Linked DNA regions of Homo sapiens: region 2 is linked to region 1. Evidence: chromatin loops called from intact Hi-C (ENCODE). Cell type or tissue: heart left ventricle. All regions are shown on one strand.

Region 1 (5,000 bases):
ATACAATGGGGTACAGGCATTGGGTAAATGAAGCCATTCCAAATGGGAGAAATTGGCCAAAACAAAGGGGCTACAGACCCCATGCAAGTCCAAAACCCAGCAGGGCAGTCAAATCTTTTTTTTGTTTTGTTTTGTTTTGAGACAGAGTGTGTCACTCTGTCTTGCCCAGGCTGGAGTGCAGTGGAATGGTTTCAGCTCACTGCAGCCTCTGCCCCCTGGGTTCAAGCAATTCTCCTGTCTCCGCCTTCCAAGAAGCTGGGATTACAGGTGTGTGCCACCACACCTGGATAATTCTGTATTTTTAGTTGAGACGGGGTTTCACCATGTTGGCCAGGCTGGTTTCGAGCTCCTGACCTCCAGTTATCCACCCACCTAGACCTTCCAAAGTGCTGGGATTACAGGCGTGACCCACCGTGCTTGGCCTCAAATCTTAAACCTGCAAGATGATCTCCTTTGACTCCATGTCTCACATCCAGGTCAGACTGATGCAAGAGGTGGGTTCTCATGGTCTTAGGCAGCTCTGCCCCTGTGGCTTTGCAGGGTACAGCCCCACTCCTGGTACCAATTTACTGTATTAGTCTCTTCTCATGTTGCTGATAAAGACATACACAAGACTGGGTAATTTATACAGAAAAGGGAGGTTTAATGAACTTACATTTCCACATGGCTAGGGAGGCCTTACAATCATGACAGAAGGCAAGGAATAGCAAATTACATCTTACATAGATGGCAGCAGGCAAAGGGAGAGAGAGCTTGTGCAGGGAAACTCTCCCTTATAAAACCATCAGATCTCATGAAACTTATTCACTATCATGAGAACAGCATGGGAAAGACCTACCCCCATGATTCACTTACCTCCCACCCAGTCCCTCCCACAATACGTGGGAATTCAAGATGAGATTTGGGTGGGGACACAGCCAAAACATATCACTCTCTCTCTCTTTTTTTTGGGGGGGTGGGGAGGGAACAGCAGCTCATTCTCTTGCCCAGGCTGGACTGCAGTGGTGCGATCATAGCTCATTGCATGATCTATGGGAAGAAATACATATCACAAGTAGTAAGTAGAAGAACAATAGCTAACATTTATTAAGTGCTTCTACATGCCATATGGTGTTTAAGTGCTTTACAAATATTATTACATTTAATCCTTAAAATCACCCTATGAGTTAGGCATTAATATCCATCCTCCAGATAAGAAAATCAGGCATAGTCAGGTTAAGTAACTTGCATAAAGTTGCACAGCCAGTTAATTAGTTTAATTTGAACCTAAGCAATCTGGCTCCAGCCCTTCCTTACTACTCTATTGTAATGCCTGGGATATGGCATCAGGGTCGTTGGATAGTGCTCAAAGATGACTTAATGGCAGCTTTAGCTGTAGGCTTCCAGTTTTTTGGAAGAAGAAGGTATTTGGAAATCATTTATATAGTTAAAAATCAATTTTAAATAGGAAAAGCAATTATTGATAAATCTTAAATGCAACCACCTCCAAAAGGAAAAGAGGCATGAATGAACAAAAAGAAAGGAAGAAAGAGAAGAAAGAAAGAAAATGGCTTTTACGGATCTTCATTTGTCTAGTGATGAATTTCATAACTCTGATTTATTGAATAATTTTAGTGCTCAAAAATCCCTGCCATTATCAGGATTCATCTCAGCCCAGGGGGAACAAAAGGAGATAAGAAGGTAAACAAATCCCTGGGGTTGTTCCTCCTGTCCATCAATGCCAGCACCACCAGTCCAAAATTGTCTACAGTGAAGTTTTGTCTGTTTTGAGACAAGCCTTCCTTTGCCCTTGAAATTAATTCCTAACCTACTACAATCAGTTCTGTCTCATCACCCAGAGGATGTTACCTGGCCCACAGTCATCCTTATTGTTTGTCTATAATGGAAAGAAAAGGCAATTCCAATCAAATTGCAATTAAAGCAAGGAAATAATGAAAAGTTTTTCTTCTTCTTAGAAACCATCCATTGCCCCCCAAGACCTTCCAGGGGGCAGCAGGGCACAAAGGTCTCAGTAAAGCCCTCAAACTGTTTCATCACCCAGTTGAATAGGAAATCAGTTTTCCTAAAAAGCCAATCAAGGGGGGAAAAAAAACTACAAAATGAGCTATAAAAGAAATTTTGCCACCAGGAACCATATTTAACCTTTCCTTTAGCAAAGAGAAAGTTCCAGGCCCAAGCATAGTGACCTAAACCGTGTTCCTGGACTTGACCAATCCAATATTAGTAATCAACTACTTTGTGGGTGGAGTAATAGCTGAGGGAAGTGAGATTTGAGCTCCCCCACGTGGCAGAAGCCTTCCATTAACCCTGAAGGGGGTGAATGGATTTTTTCAGACTAGCCTAGATTTCTCAGGTCTATGTGCAATTCACTTATCTTCTTGGGATATAAGTTTTTTATAGCATTTTCTGAAATAACATCTTGTGATAAGACTTCTTGCCCTATTACACTGAATACTGCAGTGATTGTGAGTGGGATTAGCCCAGAATATCTTCTCCATAATAGACAGAATGATCTGTTTATTTCTATCTGTTTTTGCCAACCCACACTACACTTTTTGTGTGAACTCATTTTTTTTAGCAAGTTTTTATTTTCAGGGCCGTGTTACAACTAATTTAGTATCTGATTTTCCAAACATTCTATGACGAAGGAGAAAAATAACTCTAGCATGTGTTGTTCTCTCTAAGGTGGTACTTAAAATAGGGCACATAGTCCTATGAATAAGAATAAAATAAACCCTATTGGGTTTGATACATATTCTTCAACCCTCAAAACACCTTGGTAATACAAAACACAGAACTTCTTGGCCACAGCTTGCAGTATTTTTTCCTCCTCTGTCTTAGGAACTCCTTCCAGATATAGAATAAGCCTTGAATTTGCCAGCTCTTCTTGCTACTGCAGCATATTTTCTCATTCCCAAGAAAATATTCTTTCTCTTAAAGAGTAAAATGACAAAAATTAAAAGTCAAACCACAAACTGGGGAAATATTGCACTTATATATGATAAAGCACTTACATAAAACTATCTGAGAAAGACTACCTTCCTAATACATAAAAGAATATAACAATTATTTCCCAGAGAGGAAACGCTGATGCACAACAAAATTTGGAAATGCTTAACCCTCTAGAGAAAGTTTAAAAATACAAATTAGAATAATATAGCACCTTTTTTCTATTATACTAACAAAGACATTTAAAATGGAGAATGTTCTATCTACATACAGTAGAACAGACACCAGATAATTTGCTTTTAAAATCGATTTGGAAAAATACCAAGAGCAGCCTTAAAAATATTCATACCCTTTGATCTCTGGGGTTAATATTAAGAACATAATACAAAATAAGGGAAAAGCTTTATGCACAAATATTTTTATTGACATACTATGGCTAGAAACAACCTAAATAATCAACATTAAGGGATTGGTTACTATTATAGTTTTTCTTAGCCTACTGATTTTCATTTCTGGTTCCACATTAAAATCACTTGGTTTGCTATATTTTTACAATAATGATTCCTAATCTTCATATCAGAACAACTGAATCAAAATCTCTAGGACTGAGACCTAGGCATATATGTATAAAAAGTCTCTGAGTGGCTTTCATGTGTAGCCAGGGTTGAAAACCACTAGGCTGAAGAAACTATGATAGATAATTGTGCAGTAGAATATTATGCAGCCAATAAAAAATGCTTCCAGAGTTTTGAAAAAATACATACTTTAGGGCTGGGCATGATGGTTCATGCCTGTAATCCCAGCACTTTGGGAGGCCGAGGTGGGTGGATTGCTTGAGTTCAGGAGTACAAGACCGGTCTGGGCCACACAGCACCTTGTCTCTACAAAAAAAGAAAAAAAAAAAAAGCCTGGCATGGTGGCGTACACCTGTAGTCCTAGCTACTTACTCAGGAGGCTGAGGTGGAAGGATTGCTTGAACCAGGGAGGTTGAGGCTGCAGTGAGCTGAGATCTTGCCACTGCACTCCAGCCTGGGTGAAAGAATGAGACCCCGTCTTGACAACAGAAAAGAAAAAAAAATACATATTTTATTTTGAAACAGTTCTAAACTTACCAAAAACTTGCAAGGTTGGCATAAAGAACTTTCATGGACCCATCATCTAGAGATGCCATTCAAGTTTGGCCAACTGTCCCAGAAACATCCTTTACAGAAAAGAATGCAGTTCAAGATCTCAACATTGTTCACAGCTGTTATGACTATTTTTCATGACCTCAACATTCTTTAAAGATTATAGGACAATCACTTAGAATATTTTTCAATGTGGGTGTGTTGGGTTCCTCAGGATCACTCCAGGTTTGATGATTTGCTAGGAGGACTCACAGGACTCAGCAGATGGCCACAGTCGTCGCTATGATTTATTAAAGCCAAAGAATAAAAAGGAAAATTAGCAAAGGGAAAAGGCACAATGGGCAAAATCCAGAGAAAACCAGGCAAGCTCCCAAGACTTCTCCCCAGTAGAATCATACAGGATGTGTTAATTTCCCCAGCAATGAGCTCTGATAACACATGTGAAATGTTACCTACCAGGAAGCTTATTAGAAATTCAGTGCTCAAGGGTTTTATTGTGACTGGTCACATAGACACTCTCTGTCCAGCAAGTACCAAAATTCCAGACTCCCCAAAGGAAAGCAGAATTCAACACAATCCTCATTCTTTGTACAAGCAGTTTGGGCAGAGCGAGCCACTCACTGTGTGATGGGAACACTCCTTAAATCCAAGTTCCCAGATACCAATCATGGGCAACCTTGCAAGCAGGCCTTTCTAAGGATAGCAGCCCCAGGCCTGCTATGTTAATTCTCATCTACACAGTGGATTTGTTTGATGTTTCTCATAATTAGACCCAGGTAATATATTTTTGGCTGGAATATCACAGATGTTGTATTCTTTTCATTGCAACTATTGGATGGAGCATGGCATCTGTTTGTTTCTAGTCTGATTCTATTTTTCATGTGTGACTGCTAACAGCTTTCAAGGCCCACTCCTCTTTCTTCC
Region 2 (5,000 bases), 120 kb before region 1:
CAAGAGAAATGCCTATAAAGGCTAGAGATCATACCAGCCTGTGGACACTAGAAAAGCAAACAAGACTCTCCAAAATAACCATCCCATAAAAAGGACAGGCACCACATTGCATCCACAGTTCTTGGTATAGCTGCCTACACAGAGTAGGCATTCTAACATTTGTTGATGAAGAGTCAACAAGTCAAGCAGCTCAGAAAAAAACAAGATGGCACACCATACTCAAGACAGGAATCCACAGGAACCTGAGGGTCCTAGAGGCAGGGCTTAGCCCCCAGGTAAGCAATGAGGGGTCTGAGGTAGCACACGGCAGTGGCAGCAAGAAAACTTTGAGACTCGGGCTACTTTCTGTCTCTATCTTTTGCAGATAAGTATCTGTGAAGGCAAAAGTCAATCCCAGGCAGTCAGCCCATGAAGACTGGGAATGTGAGGCTGAAAGAACAAAGGATGAGAGCAGACATGACTGCAAGATTACTTCAGGAACAGTCCTCTTTAGTATATTTCAAACAGAGCTTTACAAAGAAAGTGCATACGTGTGTTTAGGTGTATGTGTTGTGTGTACGAGCGTGTTTTTTTATTTTAGCAAGCTTACTATTATTTTATTTTTATTTATTTATTTATTATTATTTTAGCAAGCTTACTATTGTAAGACAAGGAAATGCTGCTGGTGTATGTCCACAATGATCAGGAGGAAATGAGGTCAGAAGAAGTTGTCTGCCCTCAAACTGCTAGGCCAAAATAGAAAATTTCCAATTATTCCTTATCAAACAAGGGTAGGTTGGGTGCCAGCTCACTGAATATTTGCATTATATGTACGTGAACTTTTCTTTTTACACTAGTTCTAATTTCAGTGACACAGCACGAATAGCTGAAATCCTTCAAGAGTGAACGTCTGTGCCCTCCCAAAATTCATATATTGAGGCCCTAACCCCCAATGTGATGGTACTAGGAGATGGGGCTTTTAGGAGGTAATTAGGTTTAGATGAGGGCAAAGGGGTGAAGTCCTCTCTTTTTTAAGAAGAGACCAAAGAACTTTGTCTCTCCCTCTCTCTCTCTACCATATGAAGACACAGCAAGAAGGTGGCTTGTCTATAAGCCAGGAAGAGGGTCTCTGCCAGCCACTAAATCTTGAGGTGCCTTGATCTTAGACTTCCTAGCCTCCAAAACTGTGAGAAATAAATGTTGTTTAAGCTTCCCAGTTGATGAAATTTTGCTATAGCAGCCTGAGCAGACTAAGACAAGCATTAATTCTCTCCTCAATCCTAAACAAATTATTCTTTTGTGGAATGTTAGAAAAAAAACGCATTTACATTATCTTTATTTTTTTCCTGAAAATTCTATTGTTACTATTTTTTATCACTACTTGGCTTTTTCTTTCTTTTTTTTTTTTTTAATAAAAATGCCCAAATCTTCCATGTAAGCTTCAGGATGAGAGGTTACCTTGGGTAGGAGTTGGGGTGGGGGAACGTGACTGAGAGGAACACAGAGAGCTTCTGAGACACAAGCAATGTTCTATTTCTCAACCTGGATGGTGGGTATATACGAATGTCCATTTTATTACTCTTCTTTAAACTGGGTGAATATATTTTCCACTCCTTTATGTGTACATTTCATAATTTTCATAAATTAGAGGAAAAGAAACCCAAAATGTTTACAGATAATAGAAAGAGAAGAGCCCAGCCCAATTCTGACATTAAAAATTTTGAGTATGAGACAAAATGAGCCAGAAACAGACCCAGGAAAAAGCCTCTGGAATTAGAAAGCTGTCACTACTAAGACCAGAACAGGAAAAAAAACTCTAAAGAACATGTGGGAGGTGAAAAGCACAGAGAGAACAAAAGGCAACTTTCTCCTTCTCTAAAAATAGCAAGCCTATTAGGCCACTTTTAGACTCCAGTCTAAAAGTGTTCACATAGGAGTCCATTTATATTAAAACAGTAAAACTTAGAAAGGAAAAAGTTCTTGGAGGATGCCAAAGCATGGAAAAGTTCAAAAATTTCACGAAATAATAGACCAGACAGGATTTGAACTATATCTGACTTTATTACCAAAATAGTGAACTATCAGACCAGAGAGCTGTAGGAGCAGAAGATTAAAGGGTAAGACAAACCAAATCCTTCCCCACACTGTTTTTTTCTATGGAAGGACACAGGAGCAAAGACTGTGTGTGGTGCAACATGGAGCAAATCTCATGGAGCAAATCTCATGGAGCGTGCCACCACAACAAAGCTGGTTTCAAAATAAAATGGCAAGGGAAATTATCCCGTGCCCTTCCCTGGAAGAATGTGCAAACTTATATTTAATTTTTAAAAAACAGATCTTGCTTTCAATCACCAAAACTGCCGTGGCTGGAAAATATCAATCTCAGTTGTTTCAATGATCACTAGAAAACATATTTCTGAGTTCATAATGACAATAAATGTCTTCCTTTTCTGACTCCCATATTCTCCTACTGTAATAAGAGATGTTTGTACACAGGAAGGTGAAATTCATGGATGATAACACCAACAGTGAATCTAAAGAAAAGCAAGACCTATGATCACGACTATACTGAGATACAGGCATACCTTGGGGATACTGCAGGATCTGTTCCAGACTACCACAATAAAGCAAGTATCACAATAAAGCAAGTTACACAATTTTTTGGTTCCCCAGTGTACATAAAAGGTAGGTTTACACTATACTGTACTCTAGTCTATTATGCATGTAATAGCATTATATCTAAAAATACTTTATTGCTAAAAAACGCTAATGATCACCTGAGCCCTTCAGCAAGTTGTAATCATTTTGCTGGTAGAGGGTCTTGTCTTGATGTTGATGGCTGCTGAACTGAGTGATCAGTGGTTGCTGAAGGCTAGAGTGGCTGTGCCAATTTATTGAAATAAGACAACAATGAAGTTTGTCTCATTGATTGACTCTTCATGAAAGATTTCTCTGTAGCATGTGATGCTGTGTGACAGCATTTTACCCGCAGCAGAACTTCTTTCAAAATTGGAGTCAATCCTCTCAAACTCTGCCCAACCAAGTTTATGTAATATTCTAAATCCTTTGCTGTCATTTCAACAATGTTCACAGCAACTTCACCAGCAGTAGATTCCATCTCATGAAACCACTTAAGTAACTCTTCATCCATTCAAGTCTTATCATGAGATTGCAGCAGTTCAGTCACATCTTCGGGCTCCACTTCTAGTTGTTCCTCTCTTACTGTCTTTCTACCACGTCTGCAGTGACTTCCTCCACTGAACTCTTGAACCCCTCAAAGTCATCCATGACGGTTGAAATCAACTTATTCCAAACTCCTGTAAATGTTTATATTTTCACCTCCTTCCATTAATTAGGAATGTTCTTAATGGAATCCAGAATGGTTAATCCTTTCCAGAAGGTTTTCTATTTACTTTGCCCAGACCCAATAGAGTAATCACGATCTATGGCAACTATCACTTTACAAAATGTAATACAAAATGTATTTCTGAAATAATAAGACTTGAAAGTTGAAATTACTCCTTGATTCATGGGCTTCAGAATGGATGTTGTGTTATCAGGCATAAAAACAACATTAACCTCGTACATCTCCATCAGCACTCTTTGGTGGCCAGGTGCATTGTCAATGAGCAGTAATATTTTAAAAAGGAATCTTTTTTTGTCCTGTGCCATAGGTCTCAACAGTGTGCTTAAAATATTCAGTAAACCATATTGTAAACAGATGTGCTGTCACCCAGGCTTTGTTGTTCCATTTATGGAGCACAGGCAGAACAGATTTCGCATAATTCTTAAGGGCTCTAGGATTTTCAGAATGCTAAATGAGCACTGGCTTCAACCTAAAGTCACAAGCTGCATTATCACCAAACAAGAGTCAGCCTGTTCTTTGCAGCGTCGAAGCCAGGTTTTGAGTTCTCCTCTCTAGTTAGGAAAGTCCTAGATGGAGTCTTCTTCCAATAGGAAGGCTGTTTCATCTACATTGAAAATCTGTTGTTTAGTGTAGCCACTTTTATTAATTATCTTAGCTAGATGTTCTGGATAACTTGCTTCAGCTTCTACATTAGCACTTGCTGCTTTACCTTGCACTTTTATGTTATGGAAACAGCTTCTTTCCTTAAATCTCATGAACCAAATTCTGCTAGCTTCAAACTTTTCTTCTGCAGCTTTTTCATCTCTCTCTGTCTTCATAAAATTGAGGGGAGATATGCTCTGGATTCAGCTTTCACTGAATGGAATGTTTTGGCTGGTTTGATCTTCTATCCAGAACATTAAAACTTTCTCCATATCAGCAACAAGGCTGTTTCACTTTCTTATCATTCCTGTGTTCACTGGAATAGCACATTTAATTTCCTTCAGAAACTTTTCCTTTGCATTCACAACTTTGCTAACTGACTCAAGAGGCCTCAGTTTCAACCTGTCTCAGCTTTCAACATGCCTTGAAACTATGCTTAGTAATTCCTACCTTTTAATTTCAAGTGAGAGACATGTGACTCTTCCTTTCACTTAAACACATAGAGGCCGGTATAAGGTTGTTAATTGACCTAATTTCAAAATTGTTGTGTTTCATGGAATAAGGAGGCCAGAGAGGGAGAGAGAAGGGGAATGGCCAGTCAGTGGAGAAGCCAGGACATACACATTTATCCATAAAGTTCACTGGATTCTATGGGTACAGTCTGTGGTACCCCCAAAACAACCATAATAGTAACATCAAACATCACTGATCACAGATCATAATAATTTAAATAATAATGAAAAAGTCTGAAATACTGCGAGAATTACCAAAATATGACACAGACAGAGAAGTGAGCATGCGCTGTTGGAAAAATGGTGCCAATAGACTTGCTCAATGCACGGCTCCCAAAAACCTTCAACTTGTTAGAAGCACAATATCTGCAAAGCACAATTAAGTGAAGAACATAAAACTAGGTATATCTGTGCACTCATTTTATATAGTTCAAGGCACTTCCAGATGCTTTTTGCTCAAAAAAAAAGTCTTTTTCAGAGTTTCTATTTTTTCATCAAAG

The links. Hi-C counts contacts between places; a loop is a spot of excess contacts. Peaks named below come from ENCODE experiments on the same cell type or tissue, not always from the same donor. Only the 100,000 strongest peaks of a DNase experiment are listed, where the experiment ranks them.
Region 2: a loop joins it to region 1, with 2.2 times the contacts of the local background. A loop is called at or near these places in 3 of 110 quality-filtered maps.

The regions. Positions count from the first base shown.
Region 1 is chr2:206,389,588-206,394,587 of GRCh38, reverse strand. No RefSeq gene overlaps it. Among named protein-coding and RNA genes, the nearest start is that of ADAM23, 51 kb to the left of the region's middle. RefSeq lists an enhancer at 2,109-2,403. In heart left ventricle, a CTCF peak has its summit at 2,293 (motif pointing left); no DNase peak of the experiment used is centred here.
Region 2 is chr2:206,512,623-206,517,622 of GRCh38, reverse strand. The region is part of intron 3 of ADAM23 (ADAM metallopeptidase domain 23); the gene reads right to left. Among named protein-coding and RNA genes, the nearest start is that of ADAM23, 72 kb to the right of the region's middle. In heart left ventricle, no CTCF peak of the experiment used is centred here; no DNase peak of the experiment used is centred here; H3K27ac peaks cover 208 bases.